2 separate regions of the Homo sapiens genome follow, and region 1 is linked to region 2. Evidence: chromatin loops called from intact Hi-C (ENCODE). Cell type or tissue: left lung. All regions are shown on one strand.

Region 1 (8,000 bases), 98 kb after region 2:
AATGAGACAAGAGGGCTGAGGGTGGGGCCTCACCTGAGCCCTCCTCACACTCTACCATGGTCCTGAGCTATGTGGATCCCACTGACACCCAACATGGAGACCTGCGGAGAGAGGTGTCGCCAGGCAAAGACTGCACATGATGGGGCTTTGTCCTCCTGCCCCTTTCCTCCCTCAACCCTCATCCTTAGGGCACCTCCTCCTGCTCAGTTCTGTCTCCCTTGCTTCCCTGCAGGTCTTTGTCCACGGGGATGACCTTTCTGGTTTCTACCAGGAGATCGATGAGAACATCCTGCCCTCTGACTTCGGGGGCACGCTGCCCAAGTATGATGGCAAGGCCGTTGCTGAGCAGCTCTTTGGCCCCCAGGCCCAAGCTGAGAACACAGCCTTCTGAAAACATCTCCTGCCAGCTGAACTGTAGTTAGAATCTCTGGGCCTCTCCTCAACTGTCCTGGACCCAAGGCTAGGAAAGGGCTGCTTGAGATGACTGTGGTCCCCCCTTAGACTCCCTAAGCCCGAGTGAGCTCAGGTGTCACCCTGTTCTCAAGTTGGGGGATGGGTAATAAAGGAGGGGGAATTCCCTTGAACAAGAAGAACTGGGGATAGTTATATTTCCACCTGCCCTTGAAGCTTTAAGACAGTGATTTTTGTGTAAGGTTGTATTTCAAAGACTCGAATTCATTTTCTCAGTCATTTCCTTTGTAACAGAGTTTTACGACTTAGAGTCTGTGAAAACAGGCAAGGAGCCCGGGTTAAAATATCCCCCTATTCGCCCCCAAAATGCAATAAAAGAAGATAAAAGAGAGAGGATATATGTTCAAATGATTTGGCAAACGCAGCAGTCCTGGTGGCCTCTAGGCAGGCTGGGAGTTTTCCACACAGAATTCCAGGGTGGAAGAGGCCTGGAAGTGGCTTCATTCAGGGGTGGCCTCCTCCCCTTGCTGAGGTGCAGTCTGACGTGTGTGGGGTGGTCAGGAACTTGGACCTCTTTCCAGGGTGGCAGTCATGTTCCCTCCATCTGTCTGGGAGAAGGAGTCTTTCCACCAAAAGCTGTCTCCTCCAGTCCCCTTGCCTGGATGGACAGTTCTACTTCGAATTATAAGTGGCATCTTCTCTGAGCACTCACTCAGTCCTCAAGTTATAGAGTTAAAGCTCTTTTTTTGTCTTCACTCTCAGGCATTTTACGGTGATGAACTTACACTTTCCAAATCTGCATTTTTTTTTTTTTTTTTTTTGAGACAGGGTCTCACTTGTCACCCAGGCTGGAGTGCAGTGGTGCAATCACAGTTCACTGCAACCTCAAACTCCTGGGCTCAAGCAAGCCTCCTGCCTCAGCCTACTGAGTAGCTGGGACTACAGGCGCATACCACTGCACCCAGCTAATATTTACATATTTTTTGTAGAGGTAAGTGTCTGGCTCTATTGCCCAGGCTGGTCTCCAACTCCTGGCTTCAAGCCATCCTTCCACCTCAGCCTCTCAAGGTGCTGGGATTATAGTTGTGAGCCACCATGCCTGGCCCAAATCTGCATATTTTGACAAATACAAATGCTTTCCTTCTGTGGAGTTGGCTTTCCTCAAGTGCTTGGTGATTTTCAGGTGTGTGCTCATTTCTGTAGGTGAGAATCCCTGTTAGATGCCCTGTTTGCTGAGCATGCTGTTCCCTCTTGGGTAAGTGCTGGCTTCTTCTGGGCATGGGTCTCCTGAGCATTGACAGATACTTTTTCCAAGATGCTACACTCATTTTCCCACATGGAAGCAGACGCTGGCTGGCTAGTGGCAGTAGGCGAGGCTTGTTGTTCCCACCAAGGCATCCCAGTCAATCAACCCAAGACTTGTCTGCTCTTGCCTGTAGGGTCACCCCCATTCTTTGTGGGTATCAAGCACCCTTAGTGCTGCACCTACCTTTTGGGCCAGGATATTCCAACCGTTTTCTGGACTTTGGATTCAATTCAGTCCTATCTGCTTTCACACCTTTGGGAATTTCTCTGATCCACTGAGAGTTCTCTTTCTTGCTTTTCAGTGAGGCTGTGTACATGTTCATGTATATGTCAATGTATACATATGTGTGTGTGTGGGTGTATATATATATATATTTATAAATAGATATATATATGCACTTATTTCTTACATACTTTCTTCTCTCACTCCTAGGGTTTGTAGTGTATGCTCATTACCCAAGAAACTTCCTTCTTTATAACATTCACAGTCAACAAGCCATGGTCATAAAATCCATGAAAACAAAAATGGTATTTACATAGGACTCCTAGGCTGGAGGAGGAATCACAGCAAATTATTATGGGCAGAAGGGTAGGAGATCAACCAGTGAGGATTTTGTCCCAAAAGTTGAGGCTTCATTTTTGCAAATGAAATCTCACATGGAACCTTGGTATTTAAACCTAAAAAGGGCAGGCATGTGGCTCATGCCTATAATCTCAGCACTTTGGGAGGCCGAGGCAGGAGGATTGCTTGAACGTGGGAGTTTGAGACCAACCTGGGCAACATGGTGAAACCCACCTCTACAAAAAATACACAAATTAGTTGGGCATGGTGGTGCACGCCTGTAGTCCCCACTACTCAGGAGGCTGAGGTGGGAGGATCACCTGAGCCCAGGAGGTCGAGGCTGCAGTTAGCCATGGTTGTGCCACTGCACCCCAGCCTGGACAACAGAGGGAGACCCTGTATCAACAAAACAAAACACAACACCAACCTAAAAAGAATGAAGCTGCTCTGGTAGAAGGGGCCTCACCCTGAGAGATCGCTTATGAACATCTGGAGCTAAGAAGGTATTTCAAGTACGAGAACTGTCAATGGTGCTTTGGGGTCATGTGAGAAAGGAATAGAGACTAGTGTTTGCCAAGGTGGAGGGCACTGGTGACCTGCGTGGAGGTGTTGATGGAAGGGGGTGGTGATGAGGCTGAGTTAAATAATTAAAAGGAATGGGTATTTTTGGCCAGGCGCAGTGACTCATGCCTGTAATCCCAGCACTTTGGGAGGCTGAGGTGGGCAGATCACTTGAGGTCAGGATTTGAGACCAGCTTGGCCAACATGGTGAAACCCCATCTCTACTAAAAATACAAAAATTAGCCAGGCATGGTGGCAGGGACCTGTAATCCCAGCTACTCGGGAGGCTGAGGCAGGAGAACTGCTTGCACCCGAGAGGCGGAGGTTGCAGTGAGCCGAGATCGCACCACTGCACTCCAGCCTGGGTGACAGAGAGAGACTCCGTCTCAAAAAAGAAAGAAAAAAAGAATGGGTATCTTTTACGTTTTCATGATATACTTCTAATTTTTCCTTAAGACCTGGGTCCTAAATCTGAGGGAAACACTGGTTGATCCCTATCCACTGACTCCCATCTTCCCCGGAGCCCCGAGCTGCCAGGTGCCCTCCTGGACACAGTCCAGGTCCACTCTGAATTTGTGGCAGCTCTAAATATATAAATGAAATCAGGCACATGCTGAGCAGAAGACTCTTGGGGCAGCCCTAGCTCCTACTCAAACCCGAATGGGATGCTGGGGTCGTCCCTAAGGTCAGCAGGGCTGGGGCCTTAGCCCAGGGACCCCGTCTGATAAGAAAACCAAGTGGCTTTCTGAGGAAGAAGCCATAGGGGTTGGGAATCCCGCGAGCCGGCTCTGAATGTGTGCTCGCGCCGCCCCCTGCTGGCCGTGCCCTGACACTGCCCCTCCAGGGACAAGCTGGGCAGGAGGGTTAGCTGGGTGGGCTGGGCCAGACCTTGCCTGAGAAGGTGGTGCCGCTTTTGGGAAAACGTGTCTGAAGACTACCAATGTTAAAATCTGACGTGCTCAGCTTCACAAAATCCCAGCTGCCTGTGTGTGTGATTCCTACAAATGGCCCCCACATTATTGGAGAGAGACAATAAAATACTCTTTTGAAGGCCACCAGCTATGGGAAGGGGGACAACAAAACGTGAATTTTATGACAACCATTTGGTGCCCATAACAACTTCCTTTCTGGGGATATCTGATTTTTTTTTTTGTTTGTTTGTTTGTTTGTTTTTTTTTTTTTTTTTTTTTTTGAGACGGAGTTTCGCTTTTGTTGCCCAGGCTGGAGTGCAATGGTGAGATCTCAGTTTACCGCAACCTGCACTTCCCGAGTTCAAGCGATACTCCTGCCTCAGCCTCCTGAGTAGCTGGGATTACAGGCATGCGCCACCACGCCCAGATAATTTTGTATTTTTAGTAGAGACAGGGTTTCTCCGCATTGGTCAGGCTGGTCTTGAACTCCTGACCTTAGGTTAGCCTCCCGCCTTGGCCTCCCGAAGTGCTGGGATTACAGGCATGCGCCACCGCACCCGACACTTTCTGGGGACATCTGGGATAAGGCAGGGATTCTGCCTCATCAAAGTAATTTGAGGGTTGGAAGGTTGCAGCAGTGCATTTCTGCCATGCTAATGTGGACGTTGGGAGAATGGAGACAGCAGAGTCTGGAGGCAATTCATCAAGCTGTGGGTGGAGGTCTCAGGAAGGAAGCGGGCACCAGCTTCAGAGAGCCTCTCAATGAGATTGGCCACTGCCTCGGGTTTACCCAGGGGAAAGTGGAGGAGGTTAGTGCTGCCTGGGGGCCTGGCAAAGCCTTACTAGAAGAGGTATACCTTTCTCTTAACTCAAGCTAGCAGGAAAAGAGGTGAAGTGGACTACTGCTGATCCCCCCCCCCCTTTTTTTTTTTTCTTTTTCTTCTCTTTTTTTGAGACAGAGTCTCACTCTGTCACCCAGGCTGGAGTGCAGTGGTGTGATCTCGGCTCACTGCAACCTCTGCCTCCCAGCTTCAAGCGATTCTCCTGCCTCAGCCTCCCGAGTAGCTCGGATTACAGGTGCATGCCACCACACTCGGCCAATTTTTGTATTTTTAGTAGAGACAGGGCTTCACTATGTTGGCCAGGCTGGTCTCGAACTCCTGACCTTAGGTGATCTTCCCACCTCGGCCTCCCAAAGTGCTGGAATTACAGGCATGAGCCACCATGCCTGGCCTCTGATCCCACTTTCGGTTAGGGGTTTGGCTCTGGAGTTGAGGAAGCTCAGAATTGTCAAATCTGGAAGCTTGTGGGATCTCCTGGAGCCTCACTACTCAAAGGGCGGTCCAAGGAGGGCTGGACCTTGGAGCTCCCCATGGGAGCCACATCTCAGACATGCTGCATCAGAATCTGCATTTTTAACAAGACCCCCAGAGGATTGCACATTAAACAACCAATCAGGCCAGGCACAGCAGCTCACACCTGTAATCCCAGCACTTTGGGAGGCTGAGGCGGGAGGATTGCTTAAGGCCAGGAGTTCAATACCAGCCTGGGCAACACAGCAAGACCCTGTTTCTACAAAAAAAAAAAAAAAAAAGGAAAAATCAGCCAAATGCAGTGTAGTTTTAGCTACTAAAGAGGCTGAGGCAGGAGGATCTCGAGTCTGGGAGTTCGAGGCTGCCTGAGCCATGATCACACTACTGCTCTCCTATTAATAATGGGCAACAGAGTGAGACCCTGTCAGAGAGGAGAGAGAGAGAGAGAGAGAGAGAGAGAGAGAGAGAGAGAGAGAGAGAGAGAAGGCAATCAATGCTTACAAAACCGTGGTTGTCTACCTCCCAGCAGGTGGCTCAAATGTGCACTGCTTTAAACCCTGTATGTTGACATATGGAGGTGAGGATATGGAGGAACCCCCACTCTAGTAAGTATTCATATCTGTGGGTTTAAAGGCAAACCTTGCATGTGAGCAGAGAACAGAGAAGAAGGCTGCAGGAGCCCTGTGGGAAGACTGCAGCTGACAGGCTAAATGTCCCAGAATAAGCAAGTTCCACTGTGGGGCTGTGCCCGGAAGTCGCCTTGCCAGTAGGCAGGACATGTATACACCTTGATTTCTCAAGGTGCCCACATATGAAGGAAAAGACAAGGATTAGAGTTTGATGGTGCACACAACGTGGCTCGTCAGCACTTCTGAGCCCAGGAATGTTTTTGGAAACTATAACCAGGACGGGCTCTGCTTTCCTCGCAGCCCATCAGTTAGACGCTTTGATGTGGAGCTGGACCATGTCAGACACTTTGCTTGTAGTTTCTACCTTGGAGATGATGTATGAGTGGGAACAAAACAGATCAAGCCAAACCACTGTCCAAAGTAACATCAGCACTCTGAAAAATATCATCTGAACCTCTCAATTATCCTGAGGTAGGCATTCTTAGTATAATTATTCCCATAGGTAAATTAAATAAATAAATAAATAAATAAATAAATAACAATCCGAGGTTAAATCCTGCTTAGGATCAAAGAGCTAGAAATGGCGAGGATGGGACCCTGACCCAGCAACTCTGGCTCCAAATCTCTCTGGCTCTGTTGTTACTCGTGCTTTGTCTCCAGTGTTTGTTTCACTTATTTCTGGGGATGGGAGAGGTGCAGGCAGAAGGGAGAAGAAACAATGAAATGAGAATTTCATATATTTCAGGTTAATTTCACCAACTATCATCAGATGAGGAGGAAATGACTTTAAGAGGAAACCAGTCTTCAGCAGAGATGCTGGGGTAAATGTGGTAGATAGCATGACTCAAAAGGAAGGTGTGGGTGACACAAAGCCACATGGAGAGAGGTATTTAATTTTATCCCCTTTGGGGAGGGGTTCACCAGTTCGAGGCCAAATTGCCCGTCATGTCTTTCAACCACTCTGATATATGGTAGCACTTTCATGTAACTCCCTCTAAAGACACCCAAGAGAGAAGTGAGGAGGGGAGGCTGTCATATGAAGGGCCATCCAGTAAGGTGTTTGATCCTCACCAAGGGAAAGTACTCCCTATAGGACTAGAGCAGAGAGGCCAGTTAATGAAAGGTAAAATAAAAAGTAGCATGACTGGGGCAGTGAGTGAGGTGTCACTGAACACAAATGCTGTATGGCTGCCTCAGGAGAGGGCAGCTATGTGTGCTACTGGTCCTGCCTGACCACATTGGCATGCAGCTGGCACTGACCTCCCCAATGCCCTGGACCTGAAATCTCTTCCATGTAGTCTTTTCATAGGTAGTATTCTTTGCAAGTTGGTTTTCTTGGGCCAAAATAGTCTGGCTATATTGTGGGGGATATGAATCGAGGGAAAGCTTGCTGACCAGAGAGGGAAGAATTTTGAAATTTGCCACTAGGCATTTTTAGGTTTTGTTAATGCACAACTTCTAAAGCTAACACTCCCCACCCTGCCTAACTTGACGAAGGTTTTGTGTGGCCAAGGAGGGAAGGGAGCTGTGTGTCTCTTGGGGGTGGTAGAACCCTCCTGGCTGAGCCAGTGCTTGGTCCTGGGAGACCCTTAGCTTGGGTTCAGACAGATTCAAAGAAGAAAACACCACCAGCACCCAACCAACCCAATATAATCTTGACTTAGGAAATGTTCACTTAGTCTTTTTTTTTTTTTTTTGAGATGAAGTTTCACTCTTGTGCCCAGGCTGGAGTACAGTGGCGTGATCTCGGCTCACCACAACCACCACCTCCAGGGTTCAAGTGATTCTCCCGCCTCAGCCTACTGAGTAGCTGGGATTACAGGTATGCGCCACCACGCTCAGCTAATTTTGTATTTTTAGTAGAGAGAGGGTTTCTCCATGTTGGTCAGGCTGGTCTCGAACTCCCGACCTCAGGTGATCCACCCGCCTCGGCCTCCCAAAGTGCTGGGATTACAGGCGTGAGGCACCACACCCGGCCTCACCTGTTCTTTTCAAAGAACATTATTGGAAAAGCATACAAATCACACACGGCAAGCACCATTTACACCTTGCCTTGTATTTTGTCTTCATGATCCACTTTAAGAAGTGATTAAAACACTGAGGCTGGGCATGGTGGCTTACAACTGTAATCCCAACACTTTGGTAGGCCAAGGCAGGAGGACTACTTGAACTCAAGTTTGAGACCAGCCTGGGCAACATAGCAAAAAACTAAAAACTAAACAATTAGCCAGGTGCAGTGGCAAGTCCCTGTAGTCCCAGCTACTCGGTAGGCTGAGGCAGGAGGACTGCTTGAGCCCAAGAGGTCAAG
Region 2 (8,000 bases):
ACAGGTCCCACAACAAAGAATTATCTAGCGCAACATGTCAATAGTGGTGAGGTTAAAAAACTGGTTTAAGCAAACAGTAAAGGAGATTCAAGTACTGCAGGAATCTGATGGTATTTAGGACCAAATGACACTTACAAAGCCACGTCCTTCCACTTCCCTGAAAGTGCCCTCACTGCACTGCCGTCTCATCACAACCCTTCTTCATGTGCTTGCTGCTACTCTGCTCACATTCCCAGAGGATGCCTCATGGCATGGACTTTCAGTCACCCAGGAATAAACCAAGTCCTTGAGCCTGAGCATGCTTGTTCCTTCCTTGCTCCAAATGCAAACATATATGCTTCCTTTCTCCAAATTAAGTGAAACAGTTTTCTTTACATAAAGATGTCCTTGCTGCAAAGCCCTCAAGCCTTGGCTTGGTCTCTGATGGGTGCCTCCAGCTTGTGGTAAGCAGGGAAAAAAGTTTATATATGCTCAGTTCAGGTGATCAATAGTCCCCTGGGCATGTAAGAAATCCTTTCTTGAAGACCTATTGGGTACTGCCTCTGAATCTCTTACCTGTACGTAAGAAATGAAAGAATAACACAGGGGGGTCAGATGAGAACCAGACAGCTTCACCTGCACAACAAGGGAGAAGGAAACCAATGTAACCAGCAGTAAAAGTGCTTCCCCCATTCCTAGGAAAGGCATTCTCAACTCACCAGCTTTTCCATATTTTTTGGAATTCCTCCGGAGCTCTGACACACCTGGAGATACTAATAAAAAAAGATTCCTAGATTTAGTAGACTGTCCTATGAAACTACAAGTGACTGCTGCAGTGAGCCTATGGAGTGTGACTCATCATTCTGACTGAAGAGGAAAAACAAAATTCACAGAGAAGCCAAGACACAAGCTTCCTTATTCCTCTCCTCCAAAGCTCCTAAGCTTCCCAGACAATAAGTAATGAAGGGTTTGTTTCTGATTTGCTCATTTCTTTAAAAATTCCTCAGGCTGGTAGTCCCTGCATGTAAAAAACCAACAACTTTGCTGTTTTTCCTTTTAAAGATGCCAATAAAGAGAAGAGGCTCTCAGTATTTCCACTACAGCAGCTTAGCCACATGTAGCTAGAGCTACACATTCTGAGAGAGCCACACTGCTGTGATGCGGGGTGGTCCACATCTTTCTTGGATTATCTGTGCCTTTCTAAGTATTTAATATGGATCATTGCTAGGAACATAAACAGTAAGGGCAGGGTATGCCTTGTATTTTTATAAAAAATAATTTTCTTCCCCACCTTAGTATTTGATCTATAAGGCATTTAACACCTACATGTTAAAGGAATGAAAAAAGGAATAAACATCTCTTTAAGTGTCCAGACTGGTTAGAAATGGTATAATTTCTATGCATTATGGGCCCAGATTTAATTCTAGGATAGTTATAGTTTAGATTAAACCTTAGAAGGTATTTAAAAGAGGCATTCATTCTCAATCAGGTGCCACATACATGCCAAAGAATTAAGGGCCTCCAAAAGCAGATTTTTACTTTATTTTTTTAATTTTTGAGATGGAGTCTCACTCTATTGCCAACGCTGGAGTACAGTGGCACAATCTCAGCTCACTGCAACCTCCGCCTCCTGGGTTCAAGCGATTCTCCTGCCTCAGCCTCCTGAGTAGCTGGGATTACAGGTGCCCACCACCACGCCCAGCTACTTTTTGTATTTTTAGTAGAGACGGGGTTTCACCATGTTGGCCAGGCTGGTCTCGAACTCCTGACCTCAGGTGATCCGCCCGTCTCAGCCTACCAAAGTGCTGGGATTACAGGCATGAACCACCGTGACAGGCCCAAAAGCAGATTAGAATTATAAACTGTTTTTCCCTGGCCTGTGGAGATGCCTGCCACCTACTGACCAAACTAAAATGAAACCATGACCTGCCAAGATGGAGGCAAATGCTCTCTTGTTTAGGGGCATTCTGCAGCAGTGGGCTGCTGCCCCATCCTCATCTCCTGGCTCACTGGGGTAGAATGGTGGGGCGAATCTGCTTGTCTCAAATACTCACATATCTGACAAGGGCTGTAAGTGTGGTGTACATTTTGCACAAGTCCTTTAACAAGGTGTCCACACAGCTGCCTGATGGCAGAGCTGTCTGCACCAGCTCGTGGAAAAATGTAAGCAGAGTTCCCAGTTGCATGATGATAGCTTTCTCAACAGGCTGATTTGGTAGGGTTGCCTGAGAAGAGGCCTCTTCTAAAGGGAAATAAAATTGGCACATTCAAACCCAACTTCGTTTTCTAATTAAGAGTAAAGGAGATTTAGAAATTGATTACTACTAACTAGAAAGTCTTTATGGAAAAACGAACATTCAATATGCAGAGTGAATTAATCGTGCTGTGATAAGACATATGATCTTCTACTTCTTTCATCACATAGGAAAAAATCTAGCTTAAAGGCAAATAAGAAATTTAGCTCAGGGGCTCCATTTTTATGCACCGACCCAATATGAATTTTGACCTTGCTCATGTCAATTCCTGGAATCCCAGTTGAACTTATCTTACCTGATAAGGTTTCTTGGCTCACTTGTCCCTTAAGCTTGGTGATTAGCCAGTCCACTTCTTCTAGAACCTTCTCGGCCTGACTCAGAACAAGTAACTGAAAGAAAAGAGTGCCTGGTGTGATTCACTACACACAGCTGTGGGGGTAATATAATAACTGTGGTCACCTGGCCACCTACAGGTGGGTTACAGGCCTCAGGACACAAGCCGCTATAGGACACAAGTCACTTCACATGGAGTAGAATGGAAAGAATGACAAAGCTATTCCCCATGGCTCAGGTACAACACTTACACAGACAGTGGGGGCAGCCGTTCTCAAATTCACTATTGCAAAGTGGTTTGTTTTCTCCACCTCTACATCCTGGGGAAAAGAAGAGAGGTGAGACCTAATGACAGTAAGGTTGTTCCCTTGACCCCCATCCCCACACAGGGTATTGTACTGAAGGCTCATTATAGTACCTGGTCTATATCTCCCAGATGCCCGTGGATATCCTGGGACAAGTCACGCAGCAGAATGACAGGACTCTTATACGAAACATGCAGGCTGAAGAGCAAGTTCATCAAGCTCTTGCAAAACAAGGCATCCTCTAGGAATAGGAAGAAAAGCAAATTAAAAGGTAAGTTGTGGCCAAGTGCAGTGGCTCACGCCTGTAATCCCAGCACTTTGGGAGGCCAAGGCGGGTGGATCACCTGAGGTCAGGAATTCAAGACCAGCCTCACCAACATGGAGAAACCCCGTCTCTACTAAAAATATAAAATTAGCCGGGCATGGTGGCGCATGCCTGTAATCCCAGCTACTTGGGAGGCTGAGGCACGAGAATTGCTTGAACCCAGGAGGCGGAGGCTGCGGTCAGCCAAGACCGTGCCATTGCATTCCTGCCTGGGCAACAAGAGTGAAACTCTGTCTCAAAAAAAAAAAAAAAAGTTAAGTTATAACCCAGTCAGGTCCCTCAGGTATGTGTACAGGGTGTGTGGGGTGGAGTGCCTAACCAGAACAGGAGGTAGCTTGTCGTGTCTCAGGCACAACATCCCAGTGTTACACATACTACAGCCAAGCAGCTAGTCTGCAATGATGCCTCTTTATCCACATGCCCAAAGAAGGCAGACATTTCCCATCATTAGTTAAGATTACTGTGTAACTAGCATCCAGATCAAGTACATTACGAGTATTCTAGGGACTCCCTCCTAACTTGCCCCGCCAAGGAAACTGCTATCCTGACTTCTAACATCACAGATAAATTTTGTCTAATTTTGAACTTCATCTAAACGGAATTCTACAGTAAGTACCCTTTCTTGTGTCTGGCTTCTTTTGTTTTACAGTACATTTGTGAGATCCTCTCCAAGTTGTGTGTACATGTAGTTTGTTCATGCTTATTTGCTGTATAGGATTCCACTGTGTGAATATATCATAATTCTTTTATCCTTTCTACTGCTGATGAACACTTAGGTTTGTTTTACCTACTAAAATAGTGCTGCTAAGAGAATTCTTCCACATTTTTCTGTTGTGATTCGAATTGTTGAGTCATAGGCATATGTTTAATTTTAGTAGATATTGCTGAACAGTTTTCCATAGTGGTTATACCAATTTCTACCTCCACCCCCAGTGAATGAAAGGTCCAACTACTCTACATTCTTGCCAACAATTCGACTTGGTATTAGGTGTCTGTTTCATTTTGGCCACTCTGGTGAATGTGTAATGAATGGGGAATACCTTTTCTTTTCCAAATGCCACTGGAGGATAGTGATTTTATATAAAGCCTTTAGGAAAACATGGCAGTAAACTTACCCCGGCTGTTTTCCTTGCAAATCTTTGATGTCCAGGATAACATCTGCACAAACTAAATTAGAGATCATTCAGATATTAAAGAAACATGCCAGAGATAGACCTAGGTGTTGTCAGAACAGAAGAGTTCTAGACCTTTCCATATCTAAGCAAATCAGCTGCCAAAACATGTCCTTAGATCTCAAGTGGTAATATATGATGAAGGGCATAAAAATAAGTCCAAAATTCTAAGAATTATGAGAATAATATATAATTTAATTCTCAATGTCTATGTCCTTACTGAGGTCCAAAAGTTTTAGGGTCCTTACACCTGAACTTCCTCTGCTTCTACCATAGTGGTCTAGGGCTAAAGCGCCCTCTTTTCTTTCCCATGCCCCCAGACTCTCCACTTGAGGATATTAGGTTATCAGAAAGGTGTGGGAAAGAGAAAACCTAGCTATAAGAACAGTAGAATTAGCATTTAGAAGCCAAAAGAACAAAGGAGGTTAGAAGAGAGAAGGGCAGAAAAAAGAGAAATAAAAGAGGCAAGAAACCAGACAGCATTTTCTTAGCTAAGTGAAGGAGACTTAAGGTCTTCAGATAGCAAGCATCTGCATCACCAGACACACAGTCAACTTTCTGCTTCAGCAGTTCTTTCAGCTACAAAGGCACCGAAATGCCGTTATACTTAAGTGTAAATGACTAACAAAAATGCAGTTTTGATCTGTTGAGGAAAAGGTAAATTAAGAGGCTAACTGAAAGCTCTCTACAAACTGATATTAAAAGATCTTCAGAATACCGTGCTCAATGAAATAAGCAGGATGCAGAACAAGTTTTTGTGTGAAGAGGGGTAGGATTGGGAATAAAACTCTATATTTACTTGGAAGGGAATAAAGAAGGTTGAAGGACACAAAAAACTAAAGGTGTTTACTTATTTGGGGAGAGGAGGAACTGAACAGATGGAGGACATGGGTGGGGGACACCATTTACCATAAATCTCTTGATAATCTCTGGTTTTCAAATCATAGGACTTTATTACCCATTCAAAATTAAAATTAAAAATTTTTGGCCAGGCGCGGTGGCTCACACCTGTAATCCCAGCACTTTGGGAGGCCGAGGCGGGTGAATCACGAGGTCAGGAGATCGAGATCATCCTGGCTAACACGGTGAAACCCCGTCTCTATTAAAAATACAAAAAATTAGCCGGGTGTTGTGGCAGGCGCCTGTAGTCCCAGCTACTTGGGAGGCTGAGGCAGGAGAATGGCGTGAACCCGGAAGGCGGCGCCTGCAGTGAGCTGAGATGGCGCCACTACACTCCAGCCTGGGAGACAGAGCGAGACTCTGTCTCAAAAAAAAAAAAAATTTTTTTTTAAAGAGACTACCTGAAGTTAAGGGAGAAGGGGTAGGTGGTAAAACGTTTAAAAATCTAAAAGTTTAAAAGTTTAAAAAAGAAAAATTTTTAAATTTTCCTGAACATTTTAGCCTTCCTAAATCCATTTATTTTCTCTCAAATTTCCCCCTGCCCCAATTAGCTATTTCTTTCTCAGTCCTTTCCTCTTTGCAGCAAAAACAGCAGTATGAAAGAACGATGATGAGAGCAAAGTGGGGGTGAGCTGTTTGGAACTGGGATGAAGTAACCAAAGGGACTTTCTTTGGGCAAACCTGGAAGTAGGACGACAGGAAGCAGCTCTGCTTTCTAGTGCCCAAACGCCTTCATACTCCCAGGCTACAGTCTTCTGAGGCAAGGGCTCACATAAAGAGGAGTATACCGCAGGGCTTCATTGTCTTTCTCAAGCCCAGGAAGTAGATGTGGTAGGAGCACACAGTCCTGGGCTCCTGAAGGTACTCTATCATCCTACAGGAAAATTACTCCTGAATGGTACAGACCCCCAACAAGTGGTCCTTCTCTTATTCTTCTGTGTGTGAACGCTCATGTGGGTACACAGCTCTACATCTACGTGTGCACACTTACACAAACATACATACAACCTATCTCTGCAGAGGTGTTTCTGCTTTGGGACTATAGTTACACTTTCTGAATTAATCATCTTTGGTTGAATTTCCTCCAAAGTCAGTACCAGGTAACTGTGCTGAGAAAGTCAACTGCTGAATGTCAACTGCCTTCTTCATAATTAACAAATTTTCTTCTTAGAAAAGAAGTAAACACCAAGAGTGGCAAAGAACACAGGTTTAAGAAGGTTGAAGGCACCAAAGATCAACACAGGATTCTTTCTGTGGTGTTTCACTCTACCCTGAACAAACAAAACAAAAGCAGTATGTTCTTGCCCTGTATGGCTGCATGTAAGTATGCTGTGGTAGACGCATTACACAGGAAAGAATACATCTTATAGGTCTTATATTAACTCAGGTGTATAATTAAACACATTATGTAAAATAAGCTCAATTTCAAGAGGACATTTAGATATACACTTTTATGATGCAATAATCCTTGCCTTCTGAGGAATGCTAAATGGGATTAAGTTAGCGGTACTAGTACCTGAGGAGAGGAGGGCTCCAGTAACTTGGACAAACTGGTAAGAACCGTGACTAGCAGGAGGGCTTCTTTGCTATTAAAATCTTCCTCTTGACTGCTAAGTAAATTCAACAAGGACCTCTGAGAAAGGAAGGCACACACAGCAAGCAATGTTAGCAGACACGTTCCTATCAGGAAGAAGAGGCATCTAGTCAGAGACTCCTAAGACTAGGACAGAAAGAATTCAAAGCTACCAAAATTCTAAGAGGATAAAATCTGAAAATACACCTGAATTGAGCAGTAGTTTCCTAAGCTGTTTTTGACCATAAACCTCTCTGAGAATGCTCCTGAAAACTGACTCTTTCCGTTCCAACCCCATGCAAAATGTAGATAATGAACTATGTACCCAATTTCTGGTGGCTCACAGCTCCCTGGAGCCTATCCATTGATCTCAGGCTTAGACAAGGCACCAAACCCAGCAATGCTTATATACCTTCCCTGTTACCTGAAATAACTATGTATTTGATTATTTGTCAGTGTCTTTCTACTATAATGTAAGCTCCATAAGGATAGGAATATTTTGTCTCTTTTGTTCCCTGCTACATCCCCAGCACCTAGAACTGTTTCTGGCACATGGTAGGAACTTCAGAATTACTTGTTAAATAAAAAACTCCTGTGATAGAACATCCTGATATTTTGACAACTATTGGTTAGAAACTAACAAACTTTATTGTCCAGTGTTTACGTTGTCTGTCAGACCAAGCCAAATTATACCACAGACTCAGAAAACAAAAACACAGACTCTATGCCTTGAAGACTCCTTTCTGTTTACATCAACTCAAACAGTGGTCCTTAGAAGTAATGAGTATTGCAGGTTGGGGTGGCTAAATACCTATCCTCACTAGGGTCCTTTTAAATACATTATCTTCCATTCTGAGAGCTATGTCCTGTTGCCTGTATGACCCAGAAAAAATTCTTCTCCTACTTGGTCACTGTCTGCCCATTCTTACCAGCTGCCCCTGCTAACAGTTCCTTTGCAAAGCCTCTCAGGCCAGTACAGCAGCTTTGCAAGGCTTCTCACCTGAAATTGCCGGATCTGGAATGCTGTTCTCTGAGTGACACTGACATCTGCATCTTCTCTCTCTTCTCCTTCCTTATCTGTGACATCTAGGAATGGAAAAGAAACTCTTGTCTTCTTTGATATAAACTCATACTTTTTGGCCTTTTAATAGCTAAAAT

Evidence for each region. A loop is a pair of places that touch in the nucleus more often than their neighbours do. Peaks named below come from ENCODE experiments on the same cell type or tissue, not always from the same donor. Only the 100,000 strongest peaks of a DNase experiment are listed, where the experiment ranks them.
Region 1: it touches region 2 in a loop (2.3-fold over the local background); 58 of 110 quality-filtered maps call a loop at or near these places.

Annotation. Positions count from the first base shown.
Region 1 is chr15:89,202,676-89,210,675 of GRCh38, reverse strand. RLBP1 (retinaldehyde binding protein 1) reads left to right here. Exons shown (of 9, transcript NM_000326.5): 9 at 233-807. The coding sequence ends at 391. Among named protein-coding and RNA genes, the nearest start is that of RLBP1, 15 kb to the left of the region's middle. RefSeq lists an enhancer at 3,375-3,444. In left lung, a CTCF peak has its summit at 3,676 (motif pointing left); a DNase peak (open chromatin) is centred at 3,645.
Region 2 is chr15:89,300,228-89,308,227 of GRCh38, reverse strand. It overlaps FANCI (FA complementation group I), which reads right to left. Exons shown (of 38, transcript NM_001113378.2): 26 at 7,843-7,928; 27 at 6,786-6,902; 28 at 4,313-4,364; 29 at 2,986-3,113; 30 at 2,819-2,887; 31 at 2,530-2,623; 32 at 2,034-2,221; 33 at 699-752; 34 at 556-615. It overlaps LOC124903548 (a long non-coding RNA gene), which reads left to right and starts at 3,058. Exons shown (of 2, transcript XR_007064749.1): 1 at 3,058-3,143; 2 at 6,441-7,453. RefSeq lists a silencer at 2,843-3,070. In left lung, no CTCF peak of the experiment used is centred here; no DNase peak of the experiment used is centred here.